2 separate regions of the Mus musculus genome follow, and region 2 is linked to region 1. The links are chromatin loops, found by intact Hi-C in ENCODE. Cell type or tissue: heart. All regions are shown on one strand.

What was found. Hi-C counts contacts between places; a loop is a spot of excess contacts. Peaks named below come from ENCODE experiments on the same cell type or tissue, not always from the same donor. Only the 100,000 strongest peaks of a DNase experiment are listed, where the experiment ranks them.
Region 2: it touches region 1 in a loop (2.4-fold over the local background); 5 of 42 quality-filtered maps call a loop at or near these places.

Annotation. Positions count from the first base shown.
Region 1 is chr9:114,796,251-114,798,750 of GRCm38, reverse strand. All of the region lies in intron 1 of Cmtm8 (CKLF-like MARVEL transmembrane domain containing 8), which reads left to right. Among named protein-coding and RNA genes, the nearest start is that of Cmtm7, 16 kb to the right of the region's middle. In heart, no CTCF peak of the experiment used is centred here; a DNase peak (open chromatin) is centred at 960; H3K27ac peaks cover 772 bases.
Region 2 is chr9:115,260,239-115,262,738 of GRCm38, reverse strand. The region is part of intron 5 of Stt3b (STT3, subunit of the oligosaccharyltransferase complex, homolog B (S. cerevisiae)); the gene reads left to right. Among named protein-coding and RNA genes, the nearest start is that of Stt3b, 49 kb to the left of the region's middle. In heart, a CTCF peak has its summit at 946 (motif pointing right); no DNase peak of the experiment used is centred here.

The DNA.
Region 1 (2,500 bases):
ATTCCAGGCACAGGCCCCTGACCCTCTCTTTTACCACCAAGGACTCCATGAGTTCTTCCTGCCAACGTGCAGTTTGGGCAGAGCATTTGGTTATGTTTCATGGACGGAATAAACATGAGACCGCTAACCTCTGCAGAGTTCCATGGAACTTGGTATACTGGTAACGTTATTCTCTGTGGTCTCACCACTCACCAAAGATTGGGTACAGACAAAAGGCCATATGCGGATCTGCTTTAGTGAGGCAGTGAGTCTATCGGGGTTCCTTACAGGAGCTCGGAGAATTCAAAAGCAGCTGTGTCCATGGTGACGGGTCACAGATGCTGCCTAAAGTCAGTCTTTAGACATATTTTAACACCCACCTTGTATGCAGAGTCCTGTCGCACTGCCTGCTGGGAATAACAGAGTCCCATGGTCCAGCCTCCATATAGATCTTTGTTTGATCATGAAATGTCAGAATAACTAAGTCCCAAGTTCTTAGCACCACTGTGGCTAGGGGACAGACGTCCTCATGACACCCCCTCAGAGTAGGAACAAGAGCCATATGGTTTGAAGTCTGCCTTCATCAGGCAAATTTGATTCTCCCCATCTCGGAGCCAGACCCCTAAATCCTACACCTCTATTTCCTCACTTCCAAGACCGGAAACAGAGAGCCCATGTGCCTTGTTAGAGATGCCACCAAGGCCCCAGGCCCCTGGGTGCATTCACTAGTGGCTCTGCTGTAGCTCTTGAAGCACACCTCAGTAAAATCTCTGCGAGAACATCACACAGAGTCCAAGGACATGGGGATTAAGTCTTTGCATCAGTCCATCCTTTTCTCAGGCAATATGTGGCAACCGATGCTAACAGTGGAAGTCAAGTCCTTCCACCACCTCTGTTTCACACTGGGCAGACAGCCCACCCTGGTCTGCCCTGGTTCCGCTGGCCTGGTCATCCATCAGCAGTATGCGGGTGCCCCCTAGTGGATAAATGGAGGTGGTGGCCGAGCATGCTGACAGACTCTGAGAGACAGAAGAGATAAAGGGCTGGCTGGAAGAGAGTCCCTGAGTCTGAAGGGGACAACTGAGCAGATGTGGGGAGGCAGCAGGTTGGAGTCAATGTGGATCCCAGGAGGAAATGCACTTTTCTTTCTCTTACGGTCTCCAGCATCATGTGGTAATAACCTGCTTTGTTTGAAAAGACAAAACCCCAAGTGTGCACGTGCATATGTGCGTGCCTGCGTACGTATTTTCTGAAGCAGAGAGTGTGGGGTGTGAAGTGGGAGCTGGCAGACATTTTCTGTGAATGTGACTATTTTAGGCTTCATGCCTGAGGCTGTCTTTTAAGCATGACATCACAGGTAAGGGGCAAGGCAAAGAGCAGGGCTGTGTCTGTCTGCTGCATGAAACAGGTCGTGTGAGCTGGGGTTGTGGCTCCATTAGTAAAGTACCTGTCTCACAAACATGGGGACCTGAGTTCCATCCCCAGTGTTCACACAAAAAGAAACAGGCATGTGCAGGAGGCAGAGACAGGAGGTCAGAAGTGACAAACCCGGGGTCCCCGTGAGAGACCCTGAATGGCTCCTGAGGAACAACACCTAGAATTGACTTCTGGTCTTCACACATCCCACCACCACCATTAATATCATCATCATCATCATCTGATTCAGGCCATGAGCTGTATCTAGTCACAGTCATCGTTGGTCAGACCTGAATAGTGTGTCTAACACATGACAGGTTTAATGACGCTGTGCCTCTCTCCTATCTGTGACCTAAGTGCCCAGCATCACACACAATTGAGAGTAGGTGCTCAGGGAGCACGTTGCTAACCCAGATGGCTCTGATTGACCTCTGTAACATAACAGCTTCACCGCAGAATTTCCCAGAATGCACTGAGTGACAAAAGGCGTGCTCTCCAAATTGGCCATTTAAAGCATCACAGCAGATCGGAGCTAGCTGCCGTCCCTGCTTTCTTTTCTAATCTATCTCTGTCTAAAATAACCCAGGCTGTGATGTGAAAGGCCAGGAGGCCAAACTACTTTGTTTAGCACAAAGAAAGCTACCACAGAAGGGGGGAGGCTGGCCTGGGTGACACTACACCACAGCCAAAGCCCCACGTTTTCCAGGGGCTGCCTCTTGGGATATGATGCACAGGCTGACTGCTGCACAGCTTAGAGATGTGGTGAAAGGATTTGTACGGGGGGGGGGGGTGGGGTGGCGGAGGGGGAGAGCGGGTCGTGGCTGGAAAGATGGCTCAAGGGTTAAGAGCACTGACTGCTCTTCCAGAGGTCCTGAGTTCATTTCCCAGCAACCACATGGTGGCTCACAACCATCTGTAATGGGATCTGGTGCTCTCTTCTGGTGTGCTACAGTGTAATCATAAAAATAAATAAATCTTTTTTAAAATGTTTTTATTATGTATATTGGGGATATGTCTACATGGGTGGGCATGTGTGTATAATATGTACAGGTTGTGTGGGGCATTGTGACTAATGACTTCCTCTGTATCTCACTCTCTCTCTTTC
Region 2 (2,500 bases), 460 kb before region 1:
GGCTATGAGCAGTGTCCCTGGGAAGAAGAGTGTATACCTGTGCCTGTGCGCACACCCAGCTGTCCTGCTAGTCGGAAGAGCCTATTTCCTGCCTGTTGCTCTTGCTGCTCTCCCCAGGCTTTACCCGTTTACCAAAACTCTCGGTAGCCAGAGTGCTCACAAAGTAGCAAGGTGGCTTTACTAAGTAAACTTTTCAACCTTCTTACAAACTTTAATATTGTTTGATAGCAGTCAGGTGGAACTGATTGGATTGTAAGGTCTTTCTCCTCTGTATCTTGTCTAACAGAAGAGGGATATTTTGTTAGCTGTTCCTATTTGACACTGACCGAGAGATGAAGTAACTTACAAGGGCTGGTGGGCCCTATGGTGGGTTAATGTAGGTGGATTTGTGTGTTCACAGACCCTTCTCTTAAGTTTGCAGAAAGAAGAGTAGTAGTAGCTTAAAACTCCAGAGACGTGGGCAGAGGAAAAGGTGACAGGCACTGTGTGAGGCCCTGACTGGAACACATTTGAAGCAGCCATGGTAGCTCCATAATTCAATCACTAGGGTATGCAACAGCCAAGAAAGACCTGTCTCAAGGAGGAAGGGAGACCTCTAGGTTGTCCTCTGACCTCCACATCATGCCCTGACACTCCAGAATAAAAGATGGCCCAGAGAGTGCTGCCGAGTTGTAATGGCTTCTCAGGGAGGTGTGGAAGTGAGCGCAGCACTCTTATCAACCTACGGTTTCAGTGGACCTGGAGCCCAGTGTGGCATTGGCCACAGGTTCACTAGCTGCCATGCCACTGCCACTCAATATTCTGAGGAAAAACAAGATTAGGATTTCTATCGATTTCTCTCTAAACAGAGTAAAACTAAATTGTACATGTGAATAAGTCCAGTTGTTTTAGGGGGCATTTTTCTAACCAGGAGCATAGTTTGCAGCAGTGAATGCCAGGAACTGTGTTTCCACAGGATGGCAGTGTGGTAGCACTTTTATGATGTAATGAGTGATTTACGGTATCGTTGGGTTGTGCTCTTTCTTAGAGCTCACTTCTTTGATGGAATAGTGTAAGAGTCGAGAAATAGGTTAGTGTGGCTGCGTAGAAAGTTGGGCTGGCTGGGGTTGTGGTTTGGTAATGGCTCCTAGTGGAGTTTGAGGAAGGAGCGGTGCTGCGGGTGTACTGCTGAGGTCCTGTGAGGATGGTGTGTGCCTTTTATGCTGCTGCTCCTGCCTCTGCTTGGAGAAGCCTCCTCCTCCCGCTGTCACGGTGTAGCCAGACATGCTGTGCTCTCCCTGCTCCTCAGACGGACTTAGAGGCCAGCTTGGATTGCTCTTACCAGGATTCTCTGTTTTGAAAATGTCCCGATTGTCATAGATATAAGGTCTTTCTGAAAGTACACTATTTGGTACTGTCATATAATCTGGAGGGAAAAGTACTTTATTTTTACAGTGGATAGAGGTGTTTCTTCTTCATCTTCAGGTCTTTCTACTCATGTGAATCTAATTTTCCACTTTTTATGTTTTAAGTTTTTTAAAGTTTGTGAGATTTAAATTAGATATTGAGTTATGTGTGCTATTTTATAAATTTAGGAAGCACAGTATCTTACGTGAGGTAAATGTGACTGTGGAGCTTGGCTAGCAGTCACAATCTTGATTTGGTACAAGTGGTTTCCTGTGTATTGAAGGGCTCTGTGAGTCGGATATGTATTTCTCCTGTGTAAACACTTGACAGCATCCAGTGATCCACAGCTATCAATCAGCTCAGGCTACTGTGGGTCCAGCTCCTTTACACAGAACTCTGGGTCCGTGCAGGGTCCTGCAGAGTGGCTTCACTGGCTCAGGTGAAAGGAGGAGGCTGGTGCACAGGCCTTTCCAGCTGTCATGTCCGTTTCTGTTACTTTGTTTGACATAAGCCAAGCAATAAGAACTTACCCTTTCCTTGAATTCATTTTTGACACTCTTCCTATTAACGTGGCCTCTAGTGCTTTGTTCCCATAGAGACTTGTTATTGGTTGCTTTGATATTTCGTGTCCTGAAGAGTACCTAGAGCCTTAGGCACTCTAGACAAGCGCCTCACTGCTGAGCCACTCCCCAGCCCTGGTATTGCTTCTCCTTACCGATGATAAGAACTCATGTCTGAAGTCCGTGGGAAGCAGCCGTGTGGTGGATGAAGTTGGGGTGTTTTCTCTGGGGTGGTCACATGCTTGTTCGTTGTAAGGTAGTTTTTTTTGTTTGTTTGTTTTTTGTTTTTTTAAGATTTATTTATTTATTATATGTAAGTACACTGTAGCTGTCTTCAGACACACCAGAAGAGGGAGTCAGATCTCATTACAGATGGTTGTGAGCCACCATGTGGTTACTGGGATTTGAACTCTGGACCTTCAGAAGAGCAGTCGGGTGCTCTTACCCACTGAGCCATTTCACCAGCCCCGTAAGGTAGTTTTACTGCCTCATTTTCTCCTTGGCTTTTTAAAAAGGGGAATAGTTTATTGTTTTTAAATTGAGTTTGTATTGTC